Regions from separate parts of the Mus musculus genome. Here regions 2 and 3 are each linked to region 1. The links are chromatin loops, found by intact Hi-C in ENCODE. Cell type or tissue: left cerebral cortex. All regions are shown on one strand. Region 1 holds the start of Kcnq3 (potassium voltage-gated channel, subfamily Q, member 3). Region 2 overlaps Kcnq3 (potassium voltage-gated channel, subfamily Q, member 3). Region 3 overlaps Kcnq3 (potassium voltage-gated channel, subfamily Q, member 3).

What was found. Hi-C counts contacts between places; a loop is a spot of excess contacts. Peaks named below come from ENCODE experiments on the same cell type or tissue, not always from the same donor. Only the 100,000 strongest peaks of a DNase experiment are listed, where the experiment ranks them.
Region 2: a loop joins it to region 1, with 5 times the contacts of the local background. A loop is called at or near these places in 21 of 42 quality-filtered maps.
Region 3: it touches region 1 in a loop (9-fold over the local background); 17 of 42 quality-filtered maps call a loop at or near these places.

Annotation. Positions count from the first base shown.
Region 1 is chr15:66,282,354-66,287,353 of GRCm38, forward strand. It overlaps Kcnq3 (potassium voltage-gated channel, subfamily Q, member 3), which reads right to left and starts at 4,276. Exons shown (of 15, transcript NM_152923.3): 1 at 3,483-4,276. The coding sequence starts at 3,871. It overlaps Gm27242 (a long non-coding RNA gene), which reads left to right. Exons shown (of 5, transcript XR_875391.3): 1 at 1-97. In left cerebral cortex, CTCF peaks have their summits at 2,246, 3,469 and 4,513; DNase peaks (open chromatin) are centred at 1,576, 1,752, 2,241, 3,078 and 4 more places; H3K4me3 peaks cover 4,297 bases; H3K27ac peaks cover 4,175 bases.
Region 2 is chr15:66,031,578-66,036,577 of GRCm38, forward strand. The region is part of intron 1 of Kcnq3 (potassium voltage-gated channel, subfamily Q, member 3); the gene reads right to left. Among named protein-coding and RNA genes, the nearest start is that of Hhla1, 57 kb to the left of the region's middle. In left cerebral cortex, a CTCF peak has its summit at 2,511 (motif pointing right); a DNase peak (open chromatin) is centred at 2,513.
Region 3 is chr15:66,091,277-66,096,276 of GRCm38, forward strand. All of the region lies in intron 1 of Kcnq3 (potassium voltage-gated channel, subfamily Q, member 3), which reads right to left. Among named protein-coding and RNA genes, the nearest start is that of Hhla1, 120 kb to the left of the region's middle. In left cerebral cortex, a CTCF peak has its summit at 2,326 (motif pointing right); DNase peaks (open chromatin) are centred at 944 and 2,398; H3K27ac peaks cover 179 bases.

The DNA.
Region 1 (5,000 bases):
AGGGCAACAGGATGCCTTCCCAGTGCCAAGCTAGCACCAATGCCAAGATGAAGACAGCATCACTCTCCCAACAGGCTCAGGACAATGATAGTATCAGGTATGTGTGACTTCTAAGTAGATCCTGATTCAATATCAACTGACTGCTGAGTACCTCATGTACACTTATTGTGTCATGATTGCCAATTTAAGCATGAAGACCATTCTTCAATGCGGCAGGCCCACCATCCTCAGCTTCCGGGTCGTTCCTACTTAGTGCCTGCAGAACCATATATACAAACTCAGAACCCACCATGTTTCCTGTAATATCAAAGTTTGCCTTAGCCAAAGACAGGGCTGCAGTGATCTTTTCTTGAAGCCAATCAAGAGCTCCACCTCGTCCATCCACCACCCCCCCCCCAAAGCCCAACACTTCCAAGGATGATTCTCCTCTTAAAACCCCGTGGTGCTGACTCCAGCTGCTTACTGCTGTCGCTGTTGTAACAGTAAAGCTGTTATAGCAAAGTCTTGATTAACTAGAATCCTGAGAGAATTCTGCTATGTATCCACACAGCAAATGCTTACTAAGTACCTATCATGGGTTCTATGGTCTCCCAGGGCTTGAGAATAAAAAGAAAACAGAAAAGAGAGAGAGAGAGAGAGAGAGAGAGAGAGAGAGAGAGAGAGAGAGAGAGAGAGAGAGAGAGAGAAATACATCCCACTTTCACTCTCAAGAAGCTTTTGGGTTCATGGGGCAGAGAAGCAAGCTCATCAGCTCAAAGCAGCACACATAATTCTATGCCTGGAGAAGGCATAGGGGGCAACTTGAGCCTAACCAGATTGAAGGCTGAGAAAAGGTACCTAGTGAAGGTGAATAGCTAGGAGCAGGGGATGGGCCTTTGAGGCATAGGAAGCAAGATGGGAGAAATGATTGATTTTCACGTTTATATTTAGGACAGAAAGGGGAGAAAGAAACCTCACTTGACAGGCCTGGTTAATTTACAAAAGAAAGAGAGAGTACTGAACTATGAGCTCATGGTCAACCGAATTTCTTGGTCCCCTCCTGCCATTAGCCACAGCCCAGCACAGGATAATGGGCACTTCACAGTCTGAATTTTAAAAATTCTGCAAAATCCAGAATTGTCAATGAAGCTGTGTTCCCTTGTCTGGGCTCCTCCTGAGCTTGAGGAAGGATGTAAAATGAAGCCACTTGGTAAGCTTATCTGAGTATTAGGAACCCAAACCCAGCCCAAGAAGAGCTTTCCTATAAAGCATATCTTTAATCAGAAGCCACAAAACCTAGCCCCAGCCCACTTCCCATTTTCCTAACAGTGGCTCCTAGGTTCTGATCGGATCCTGGTTTGATTTCCTACTTGAGCTAGAAAAAATGATTATCAAGAGCCTTGCATTATCAATGGGCAATGGGCACCCAGCAATGCTCAGCAAAATGCCCCAAGGATCAGAAATGGAATCTGAGTACAGCCAGAAAGCCAGATATGTTTAAAATCATTATCCCTGCGATGCTGGACAACTGTCTTTATCTCCTGCAGCGGTCAAATTTTCATCCATGAAGCATAAGTTACAGGCATTACCTCATTGTGGTCACGTGAGAAACAAGCACAATGTGTATTTATCTGACAATTCTAATGGTCTTAAGTTTTGAGGTCTTCTCTGGGAAATTCTGGCTATAGGTTTGGCACTTACAAGCTGGTTTCTGAGATATGAACAAGCATACAGTAAAATAACATTGTAGCTGATTCTATAATAGTCTTTATCTATTCTCTCTGCAGACTGGGCAAGGCAAGGCTTCAGATTCCAGCTAGAAAAGGTGGGAGGAGAAGAAAGAGGGAATCTCAAGCTTCAATTAAACACCAGGCTCCAAAGGCATTGAACACACACTGAACACAACTTTATGCAAAGGGACATAGGACCTGCTCTCAGATAATTTGTTCAACCTTTTAAAACTACATATACCCTAGCATTTATTTCATTTCAATTTGAACATGGTTCTAGAGACCAAAGAATGAATGCCAGCTAAACCTCATTTCACTATGAAAGAACAACACATGTTAAGCTTTGGGTCAGATGCTTTCTGAAAATACAGAGGAATCAAAGGCTTGACCAACCAAAATCCAAGTCCCTGGCAAGGTACGTCATCCTTATTCTTGCTGCTTCCTGAGTTTTCAGGGATGCATTCTCGAAAGGCTTTTGTAACCTGGAAGAAACCTGTTGCACAAAACTGCGGTCCTGTGTGGACGCCCCACCTGGTGGCCAAACCAGGAAAAGCTCTTCCAACCTCAAAAGGCAGGCAAGTACTTAAAAAACAGAAGACATTCCCTGACTTCTTCCCTCTTTGTCAGTTAAGGGTCAACCGGAGGGAAACCAATTGCCTTAAATTGGAAGGGTCAAGGTAATAGTCTACTTCCTACCCAAACCATGACAGCCATACAGCTTCCTAAGCCAAAGCCAGGAAGCAGCTGGTATCAAGAAGTGCCTTGTCACACACATCCAAGGTGTTGTGGCACTCAGGATTCCAGTCCTGGGTGAGGAATCCCTCTGATAGTAAGTACCCTCTCTTCCTTCTTAAATACGGGTGTGTATTTTGCATCCCAGGAGTCGGTACATCTGAGTTCCATTTTTCTTCCGCCCTAGCATTTACTTTCTGGGCTAGCATGGAGATTATTTCTAGAGGAGTCCCAGGGGACAAACTTCCCACCGGACTCTTGGGTGTCCAATGCCCTGGTCAGCCAAACCACAGATGGGCAACAGTTGTACCTACAGAGATGGTAGAACCTAAACTATGGGATGTTGCACATAAATCATACGGATGTTCCAGCATCAAATAGCTTCACCTTACCTATGGCTCAGCTAAACCCTTTGGACTAAGCTTGGAAATCCCGCCCCTTTTCTATTCTCCTATTCATTTTACTAAAAGAACACAAAGACCTGCATTTTGGTCTGTCTAAGCCCCCAATTAAAGCCAAACCCATTATTCTTTTACTTCAGCATCCATTCCAAGGAAGGGAAGCACACACATGGAACACGCACGTACACAGGCACTATGCCTATGGGCAGTGTGCACCGCTACTATCCTCAACTCTGGGATATATCATCTAAATTGAGTGGTGATTGCAAGCTATCCACCCCAAGAAGAACCGGTGCTTCTGAAAGGACCGTTTTTGTCCCACTCAACTGCTTCATTAGAAATATCATCTATTTCTTTTAAGCTTCCATGACAATATCCCAGAACATACAATAAATGCGCACTTTTGCGCACTCGCCAGTTCAAATCTCCAACTCAGCTTGAAAGCCTGCTGTCCCAGGCACCAGAAACACTCCGTCACACCGCAGAGAACCATTGGCTAAGGCCAAACTGGTGTCCCTCCATCCCCAACCCAAGCCAGAGAGCACTTCTGAGTGGCCAAAGACACAACACTATGCCAGCCCTGGCCCGAACCCTAAGGTGCACGGCCGCCAAGGGGCGCCCCGAGTGGCCAGGTACTCACACAAGCGCGTGGTAGAGCAGCGCCCAGCCCCGCGGTCTCTCCAGGGCGTCATAGATCAAAGTTTGGATGCGCCTGTACTTGGCGTTGTTCCTCTTGACTGGGCGGCTCAGGGGGGTCTTTGCCAGGAGCCCGATGCCCTGCGGGGTCCTCCTCTGCCCCTCTTCGCGGCCACCGCCCTCCAGCAGCAGGGTCCCGTCTTTGTCGGCTCCGGCCCCTAGCGCCAAGGTGACTTGCTCCACGTCTCCTGGCGCCAGCCCCACTTTCCGCTCCTCGTCGCCGGCCACCGCCGAGTCCCCTCCAGCAGGGTTAGCGGCCCCGCCGCCGCCGCCGCCCCCTTCGCCGCCGCCCCCGCCAGCCGCCCCCGCCGCCCTGCGAGCCTTGAGACCCATCTGCCTCGCCCCCACCGGGCGCTTCGCCTTCTCCGCTGCTGCTCCGGGAAGTAGGAGCACTTGGGGTACGTGGACGAGGCGGCGGCGGCGGCTGCAAGCCCGGGAACTCCAATGCCATGATCCGCGCGCCCCTCCCCGCCCACCCCCCCAAAAGCAGGCAAAGGCGGGCCTCCCGGGGGCCAGAGGAGGTCGGGTGGGGAGTCAAGGGGTCACATCCCGAGCGGGTCCTCTGTGGGACCCGGAGGGGCGCAGGAAGCCGGGGTCCACGGGGAGCCCGTTGAGGGCGCGCGAGGCTGGCGCGGTGGCGCTAGGGCGCGCGACGGCGGGAGCCTGGCACCGAAGCTCCAGGGAGGCGGCGGCGACGGCGGCACCCGGGCCGGCGAGCCCGAGACAGCATCGCAGTTTATTTACAAGCCCTGTGCCAGCCGTCCTCCCGCCCGCCCGCCTGGCACACGCGCCGCCGCCTCCTCCCTCCTCCCCTCTCCCGCCCGCGCCCAGCCCGCTGCTCTAGCCCTAGCCCCGCTGCAGCGGCAGTAGCAGCAGCAGAAGCAGGCGCGCCCGGGCGGAGCGCTCACCACCCGCAGCGTTCTCTGCTTCCCTCCCTCCTTCGCAGGGGTGGGGCTCCATCGTCCCGCCCCTTGGTTGCGGGAGGCCCAGGCGGGGCCCCGCCTCTCCCCGCCGCCCCCCTACCCAAGACAGCCTTGAGGTCCAGCATCACCAGGGCTGTGAGGCCTCTACTACTGCTTCTGCTGGGTCATGAATCCTGAGGCCGTGAAGCGGGAGCTCCCCAGACCCCGTGGGCGTTGGGGTTTCCCCTGAGCGAGAGGAGAAATTAAAAGGGAGTAGATAGAGGCTGAGGCTGCAGCTTTATGTTCAGTCTCCACCCTCCACCTCCTCTGCTTGCCTTTGCAGGTAAAAATCCAAGTTGCTCGGTTAGACATGCTCACACCTCACCCACTGGCTCGGTGATTGCAATGCTTCTTCTATTCCGGGCTCCTGGGGGCTACTGCTTCTGGTAGTTTTGGGGTAGCCCCTTGTACAAGTAGGTGGGAAGACAGCTGAGAAGCGCATGTGAACATCAGAATCAGTATCCTAATTTCTTCCTGGCTCCTAAATCCTGCTGCAGGCA
Region 2 (5,000 bases), 250 kb before region 1:
ACATGCTTTATACGTTACTTCATCCATCAGCCACAGCAACCCTGAAGGTGGAAAAAATGATGAACAGCACTGAGAGTGGTTAAGAAAGGAGCAGGGAACGCCAGGTCCAAGAAGTGGGAGTGGGTGGGCTGGGGAGCAGGGCTGGGGGAGGGTATAGGGGACTTTTGGGATAACATTTGAAATGTAAATGAAGAAAATATCTAATAAAAATTGGAAAAAAGAGAGGCTCATGCTGTTGCTCGATCAGTTAGACATTTTAATTTTTTTTTTTTTTGTCTTAGAACACATTTTCTGACTTCCAGCCTTGTCTAGGAATTTAACCACAATCACCAACCTCTTCAGTCTGTTAGGCTTTTTATTTGAAATGAATAGCTTTAACTTTTAAGTGAAACCTACCTACTCTGAGCCCCGATTCCTCTTCTCAGGTGAGAGTGATGACGGTGTTGATGATGTCAACATCAGCACCTCTCCCTACTACACTTGGTCATCACCTGTCTGTCACCTACCACTTCACACATGCCAGTTCATCATCCTTAGAGTGACTCTCAAGGTCAATATGGCCATTCCCCTGCTGTAGCATTTTAAAGACCAGTATTGTGTAAAATGTTAAGTGCTTGGTTCTACAACATACAGCACTAACCTCAGCTCTATGAGATGTGCCTTCAGTTGGCATTGAACATGGAAGTGGATGCCAAGGCTGAGTTGGTATACAAAAAAACACCACGCATCCCAGAGCCCAAATCCTATAGCAGAAGTAGGAGCCTTTCAGACTCTTCCCAATATCTCATCTGATATGCATGTAAACATGGGGATGGCTCCACAAGATGTACATGGTTGTTCCCTGTGAGTCATGCTCTTATATGATTGCTTCCACCAAGTCTAAGCAGACACCAAGACTCACTCCTTCTTTGCTCTCTTCATTATATGTCAAAAGCCTGTGACTGTGCCACACTACATCGAGTTACATCTCGACAGACTGGAGGGAGAGAATCTCTTCCTGGCCTCAACAAGGCCTCATCATAGGACCGAATTAGACCACTGATGCTCAGAAACTGTGAGTTGCATAAAGAAATGGTATCATTAAAGTCCACCAAGACAGTGGCAATTTGTTGCATAGAATGGTAGGAAACTCAGTACATGATGGGAATCGGCCAAGTGCATCTAACTTTCAGAGTTGGATGACCACGTGGTCTGTGTTGCTTGGTCAGTCATACTCCACTCCTGGAGAGCAGAGGCTGTACCAGGTTTGTTTATATCCAGTGACTAACCCAGGGCTCAGAGCTTTAAGTAACCAAGAATTGCTTTAGGAAAATATCAAAGTGACTTCCATAATTCCCTATTGCTGGAATTAAAGACACAGAACACACACACACACACACACACACACACACACACACACTTTGTTACACAGACATGAGTACACTGGATAGTATGTATACAAGTTATATGACTGGTAGATCACCAATGTCAGTTTCTGGTTTCAATGCCTGGCAACACATTCATATATGACACACACATATGATACATACATACACATACACACATATGGCACACACACAGCACATAAACATACAGTGTATTGATTGAACACTTGCTTAGCATGTGTCAAGTTCTGGCTTTAATTCCTAGTACCTCTGGCTTTAATTCCTAGTACCACACGTGAACACATGCACACACAGGCATATACGATAGAGACACATAGTGTACATACATGTGTATGCACAATGTGCATTCATATAACAGCTCCCATGTGTCTGTTGTTTGCTTTCCATGATTTTAGTCATTCATTGCTAGCATACTCTGAGAATATTAAATGCAAACTCCATAAACAAGCCATTGATGGGTATTAAATTACTTTATTATGATTTGTTACTGTCCATGTTCTACTCAGGTTAGTTATTCCTATTAATCTTGTACCGTGCTTAGTCTGTAAATTAAGCTTTATTACAGGCAGGCAACAAATATAGAAACACACAGTATGAATAGTTTGCTTCTACCGACTATTGGACATTTACCGAGCACCCTAGCACACATCAGAAAGGACAATGGAGATATCTGTATCTATATCTGTACTCAGCTCAGCGAGGGCTGTGGTCAGTGATTGCTGTCATGGCTGGCGAAAGAGAAGGGATGAGGAGATAATAAGGGTTTCCTGAAAGATAATCCTCCTGGTGGTCTCAGAAGGACTGAACAGAGTGACAGGAAGAGCAAGAGGAGCACATTGAGGCTCTTGTTGCTAGGATATGACAAAACAAATGTCGGGTGTGTGGTGGCCTCAGGCCCAAGAATATGAGAAGCTTCGAGAGAATGTGCTGAATTTGAAGTCCAAGTGAAACTCTACATAGTGTCAATCAAAACCCAAGATTAAACTTTACAAGAAAGGTTGATATCCTATGGACCTAGTCTAACACTGTGGGAGAGGAGGTGGAGAAATCACCTTTATCCCACCATGCAGTTTCAAGCTAGTTCTGATCAGCCTGCAGCATGCAGCACCCAGACTTAACCAGCAGGGGGCAGCCAACAACCACACAAGTAGCTATGCACAGGAGTCATTGGGATCTACTTTCTAAGACTGGAGAAAGATCGGTAATTTATGAAACTCAAATCATCTAGGAAGGCCTTCTAACCTCAAGAAGAGAAGACATTTTTCAGCTTCTTGCAAAGTTCAAACTGTCCTTAAAATAGCTCGAGTTCAGCAGTCAGCCTCTGTCAGCCTTGCTGACAGAAGCCGGATGTGTCTGGCCCGCACAGCACCTGCCCTTCAGGTTCCTTTGTCTGGTGCTCTGTAGATGCCTGACTTTAACATTTTTTTTCTCCTCCCCTGTACCATTTGCAACTCTGAGCTCCCTCTCTACAGTCCTTTCTGCTTCTTTCCCTTACCCCTCACTACCTGGCTCATCCCTGTGTCTCTTCTTCTACCCCATCCCTACCTTCCTAGGCTCTGTGCACTCACATCCTCTCCCTCCCTCTGTGGTCTTCAGGCCTAGAATAGGAGGTTTGGGAAGAGATCCCTGAGGGGATCCAGCAGGGCCCTTCTGTCCACATTTCCAGGCTGTGTTTGAGAGCAATGCTGGTCGGTGTCAATGCCGTCCTCATGCCCTTCCCCCAGACACAGTCACCTCCATGCTTCTCCTGAAGAACTCTTTCCTTATCTGCTACCATCTTTCAGCCAAGCAGGAGCTAAAGAAGTCAGGGGAGAAACGCATAAGGGCACTTTGAACTGCACACTATTCGGAACTGTGTGGCTTAGGCAATCAGTCCCAGGTTCAGTGCGTCCTGCCCAGGTCCGCTCAGTACCAGACCTCCACCAGGCAGCACCCAGGGAGACACAGGCAGCTCTTCCATCAAGAAGGTAAAGGAGGACCTGCCATGACACTGAGATAAGGAGGTGGAAAATGCACACACATATGCTGCCATTTCTATTTGGTCTTTTCTTTCTTTTCTCCTGAGAACATCAGTGGAGCCATGGGAAGCGTCACTACTTTATATACATACTTATATACGTAAGACCAGAGCTTCCAAGACCAGGTGACAGCAACACCAAGGGAACAAGAGATTCTACTTGGCTGAGAGCCAGTAAGAGACCTTGATGGAGAATTTGCAGGGAATCCACCAAGTAGGTGAAGGTACCAGGCCACCCCATTTAACTGGGAGGATAGTTCCCTTTCTGTTCCTCTGGACTCCCATATTTGAGAAGTCTTCAATTAGGGACCCTGCTGGGACTTTCAGTAACTCTGGGGCAACTTTCCACTAAATGTCCCTCAAGGCTAGGGAGGCAGGCAGCAGCTGGATCCACTTGATTATCATTAGAGTTCCTTCATTGAAAGCGATGAAAGTTCTCTCATCCTAGGCAGGTGTAGGCAGAATGAACAAATAGAGCGGGTGTGCCTGGCTCCTTCACACCTGACTTGCCTCAAGGCACTGCCATGGTTCCTGGCTCTTGAGCACATGAAATAAACCTGACAAAGAGTTGCTAATAAAGTCTACATATGTAAAGAACTCAAATGATTCAACAATAACAAAATCAAATAACTAAATTACACTGGTCTAAAAATCTGGATATATGAAATATCTATGTATGTACATATACATATAATATAGATATAAATTTTATATATATATATATATTCCCAACTGGTCAAGGCCTCAAAATAATATCTGATTATTTTTTAAACTCTAGTATGGACTGGTCGAGATTGCCTGGAATGCAGGATTCCAACTGCTGCCAACTTATCTGAAGGAAATGCTATTATCGACTGGTAATGTTTGTTAGATAAGAAACAGGACTAAGAATGTGCCATCCCCTAGAGACACAGACATGAGTACATAAACAATACTCTTATTTCCCTAGTGTTTCCTTCTCCTGACTCTGTTCATAATATATTCCCCACACAAGTTCTAGCAACCACAACATTCGAGGAACCCCAAGAAGCCTGCTTTTGTCCCTTTAGAGGCCCAAGTAAGCATGTGAGCACAACATGACACTGGCGGCAGAGTGATGGTGACACCCTGGCCTTCTGCTCTCAGCCTAGTCTGTCTCCCACAATGCCATTTGTGTGTGTGTGTGTGTGTGTGTGTGTGTGTGTGTGTTCAATAAAGTGGAGAGAGCTTTGACAGGATGTGTGCTCTTTCTTAACATGGTTAGACTAATGTGTTGCCTTTCATTAAATCCCAACGACATCAGGGAAACAGGTGAACTATTACACACCAGGAAATTTTAAATGTGATAGGTGTTTACTTTGCCTTTTTTGAGATCTGACCTATGTTCTCCCTTTTCCTTCTGGAACTCATTTTCTCTGCTCAAATGTATCACATGCTTATTTATCTGCGAGGTTCAAATAGTTCAAAACAATCTCATCTGATGTCAGAATCTAACAGTACATATGAAAAAGTACAAAGAGTAATTTTAAAATGATTCAAAGTGATTGCTTCTTTTTATCCTGTGTTAAGAGTTGCAGGACTGCAACTACAACAAGCTAAGAACACCCTGTGAACAGAGG
Region 3 (5,000 bases), 190 kb before region 1:
CAGGCATGTGGGAGGATGTTTTGCTCTAGCAGACACATGAGGGGTGTTTTTTCTGAGAACAGACACATGGCATATTTCTGTAAGCTGTCTGGTGGAAGGGCATGCGATGTTTTGCTGGAGTGAATGCTTGAGAGGACATGTGCTGTTTGGGAAGAGTATAAGTGTAACCCAACAGACAATGGATGACTCGCTGGTGTTGGTTCACCTTGCTTTCTTCTCCGATCTAGCATACCAAAGAACTTCTGGTGGTGTTCTGGTTACTTCTTGCCAGTTTCCTCCTGCTGCTTTGGGGAAACTTGCCGACCTGTGGAGCCTCAGTTTCTTCTGGATCAAGGCACTGCTGTTGATTCATGTTTGGTGTTTTGCTAGTGGACTGGACTGCTGACAATGAAGACTGGAACCACCCCAAGGAAGGAGACTGATGACTACTTCTACAGGCCCATGCCCTCCCTGTCCTATCAGTCATTTTCCTCCTCTACCTTTGGTTGGTTGACACATTTAAGAACCATTATTAAAGTAAGTTTTGAAAAATATAAGCCTGCAAGTATCCCATAGTCTTTCAACCTAGGAAAATTCCTCCCATACATAATAAGCTTAAAGGGTTATGATCAAATGAACAAACAAACAAACAAAATATAATCAAGGGATCCTTCTGGAATTCACATACATAAATGGAATTCTTAGGAATTGTTAATTTTTCCTTCTCAAATCCCTAGTAGGAAACTTGGGCACATTGCTACATCCAGTATGGCCAGGGCCCTGAGGCTAATGCAAAGAAACTGCTTCCAGCAAATAAACTAGCTACCTTGCTCTCTAATTCTTGTGCAAATGGCCAGAACCCTGTGGGCTAGGCAAAGGGGACTTAAATCAACCCAGGAAATAAATAAATAAGTGCCTCAAAATAACAAGATGAGAGATTTCCAATAAACGGCTTCTGCCCAGGCCCTTGAGAGAAGAGTCATGTGGAGAGAAAATGCCAACCACTGCAGATTTACAAAGCGACTGTAGCAAAACGGAAATAGGTTTGCAGAGACACGTGCTGTCTCCACAGCACAGCTTCAGGGTTTCTTTTATGAGCCATTCTGGAACAGAAACATCCCTTTAAGTCATTATTTGGTAAAAGGGGAAGTGTGGGGTTGTTTTGTTTTGTTTTGTTTTTGTTTTTGTTTTTATCATTGTTGTTTGCTTGGGCTGCCCTCTTTCTGCCTGCCCCACTCCTTCCATTAGCATTGGCTTTCCCTCTGTTTTTTGTTTGTTTGTTTGTTTGTTTTTGTTTGTTGTTTTTAACTGTGGCTACTGACACCTTGGCTTGCAGGCTAAGCATCGCTTCCTCCAGAAATCTCTTAGTGCTCTGGAGAATTCTCCAGAAAGGGTTGTTCCTCAGTCTGAAAATATTAAATGGAAACTTCTGAAAGTTACTCTGGACAGTTGAGCCCATAAGTCTAAAGTGAACATCATACTAAGTCCCAGGAAGTCTTGTGTCATTCCTCTTTGCTCTGCCAGGGATGTGAACCTTCCCTAAACTAGCACATCCATTGCATCTAAGGTACCCATCCTTTTACCACCCTGCCACCTTGGTTATCAAATCCAGTGTGCTGGTACATCCGTGCTTGTGTTCAAAAGCTCCTCTTTCAATACACCATGGCTTCAAAGCAAAAAGGTGGCGATATAAGAAAATATAATGGAACAGACCACAGAAGGATAGATTAACTCTGGCACTAAGAGGAACCCAGAGAAACACACTCCATACAGAATTCTAGATTTCACATATTTCTGGCTACTTTCTAGGAGCCTTGACACTATCCTTTTATGGATAGCAGAGGAAGTCTACAATACTGGCTCATTTACTACTAACCTAATGCTAGAAGTATGTGTTACTATAGTCCCAGGTATATTGGGGTGTAAAGAGAAACATTAAACACTTTCATTAATGCCCACACAGACAAAGTCAGATCTGACATTTTAACCAAGTTTCTGGGCTCCACATCAATAGAACATTAGGACTCCATGACACGTACATGCCAAAACTACAATCTACATGTAATGTTAGAGTCCTCCACTATTGCTCTGACATACTATGAGTTATAAAACTGTATTAGGAATAGGAGTTTAAAAGATTATAACAGTCATTAGCTATTTTCTAATTCTAGATAATGCGTTGGTGGTTCATAGAAAATGAGACTTTTTCCAGTCAACGAGTCTCCATATGGAACACGGATGTCTGGAATCCTTCCAATTAAGTACATAAATAAATATACAAATAAATATCGCATTCTGTTAATATAGCTTGCCTTTTGCTATCACTTCTCTCATGAAGATGGTGATTCCTTAGATTGACCTGTAGGGGGAGCTCAAGACCCTCTTTAGCTGACTGTGGTAGTAGAAACAGTTCAGATCCTCCTTCCTCCCTCCCTGTTTCCTTCCCTCTATCCCTTCCCCGCTTTCTCTTCCTTTTTGGACAGGTTTTTACTGTGAAGTCCAAATACGGTGGTGTCATGAGACTTGTAGAAATACCCCCGCCTCAGGCTCTTGAGTGTTGCAATAATGGGTGTGAGCCACCACGTCTGGCTTATCTATCCCTATCTTCTAACAGAAGCACTCACTGCCTTCTACCAGTCTCTTCACACCCAGAGACTCACCATGTAGCTCACCCGGACCCTGCCTCTTTCAGCCACACCTCTGACCCAGCCAATCAGTGGATGACCACTGCTCCATGGCATAGTGATTAGCTAGGGAAAGACAGCCAAGACAGTACCATTAGAAGCAGTTCACGGACCTTATTTCCTTGAAACTAGATTTCTCTCCTCAACCTCAGAAGGTAGTCATAGCCAGGCCTGAGTTGGCAAGCTACCTTCCTGCCTCTAGGAAGGGAGAGTCTGACAGAGCATCCATGGAGACATGTGGAGTCAAGAGACAAAGAGACACACGTTTCTTGACAGCATCATTTTGAGTCCCTGTCTTCAACCTGTTTGGGATGTCAGCAATTCTTGCATGAAAAGGAAAAGAAAACCTTACCCCCATAAAATACCTTCTATAAGTGGGATTTGTGTTTAGGGCAACTTAAATAGTTTATAGTTAATTTCTTTATAGTCTGTGGTTATGGTGCATTTAAACTATTTCAGAAAGTCTTAAGTTTCTGAGACAAGCTAATTAGAGTGATACTTAGCTTAAAACATAGAGTACAACCTGTGGGGGAGCTGGCCAGTGGCCTAGTTGTATCTGAACACGAATAGATTGTAAAACACCCTCAGAGAAGGCTTATGACACACCAACAGACATCTTCTGCATCTCTGAAAAGATGGGCAGTACTCAGGCAGAGATACTGGTCTTACTTGCAAGGCTTCAGCCCCTTCCCACAGGGCATCCTATCATCCTATCATCCTATCATCCTAGCATCCTATCATCCTAGCATCCTATCATCCTAGCATCCTATCATCGGACTGTTGAGATGAAGCTGTCACCCTCAGATGCTCATATTCATCTCTACCTACTACCTACCTAAGTTTAGGCAGAAGGAAACTTCACTGAAGGAGGCTGTTGTAAAGTTTATCAGCTCTCATAGATATTCTACTCTATTTCCTGGTACCAAATAGGTTGAGTCAAAGCATACACATTGCCCTTTAAAACTCTACTTTATTGAATGATATGGAAGCTGGGAACATACACCAAATATAAGGTCTAGAACAGAAAGAACTATTAAACATCCACTCACTGTAAGGACTGTGCCTTGCAAGATGCTATGGAGGGTGGTACACCTTCCTGCAGAGCATCCTTTGAAAATGAGTAGAGGAAGCCCTGGGCTGAGTTACTCTTCCTAAACAATTTCTCTGTTTGGTTTTCTTTTTCCTTCTAAATGATGAGTTTTGTGTCTCATCTTTGAGAGGAAAGGGAGCCAGGTGGAACCACCTGAAAAGCATGTTGCTCATTACAGGCTCCCCTGGATCTACTTGGCTTCCATCCTGGTTTTCCTTTCCGGTTTGGCACTAACTGTCAACGTTATGAGGTTACAGCTAATTGTTCCTCTAACCAGGGTTCATATGAAATAACTAAGCCTAGAACTTCAGCTAAGGGGAGATGGTCAGACCACTGTGTCAGTGTTGTCATTCAAGCATAACCAAATGGACAAGCCTCTTATGGCATCTTGTCTTTTTTTTTTTTTTTTTCCATTTTTTATTAGGTATTTAACTCATTTACATTTCCAATGCTATACCAAAAGTCCCCCATATCCACCCACCCCCACTCCCCTGCCCACCCACTCCCCCTTTTTGGCCCTGGTATTCCCCTGTACTGGGGCATATAAAGTTTGCAAGTCCAATGGGCCTCTCTTTCCAGTGATGGCCGACTAGGCCATCTTTTGATATATATGCAGCTAGAGTCAAGAGCTCCGGGGTACTGGTTAGCTCATAATGTTGTTCCACCTATAGGGTTGCAGATCCCTTTAGCTCCTTGGCTACTTTCTCTAGCTCCTCCATTGGGAGCCCTATGATCCATCCATTAGCTGACTGTGAGCATCCACTTCTGTGTTTGCTGGGCCCCGGCATAGTCTCACAAGAGACAGCTACATCTGCGTCCTTTCAATAAAATCTTGCTAGTGTATGCAATGGTGTCAGCGTTTGGATGCTGATTATGGGGTGGATCCCTGGCTATGGCAGTCTCTACATGGTCCATCCTTTCATCTCAGCTCCAAACTCCGTCTCTGTAACTCCTTCCATGGGTGTTTTGTTCCCAAATCTAAGGAGGGGCATAGTGTCCACACTTCAGTCTTCATATGGCATCTTGTCTTAAGAGGAATCATTCTACCTGGATTTTTACATACCCCAGTGTGGGCTGCAGGGCTATTATCACTGCCTATAAAACCAGAAGAGATAGGTAAAACAGTCCTATTCAGAGGTGCACTAGTCATTCCCAGTGCCCTCAGACTTTCCTAGGCAATCAGTACTTGTGTCTCTGCATCAGGTAAGTTTCTCTTTGTTTCTTTCTCAGTGAGGAGACCCATGGTC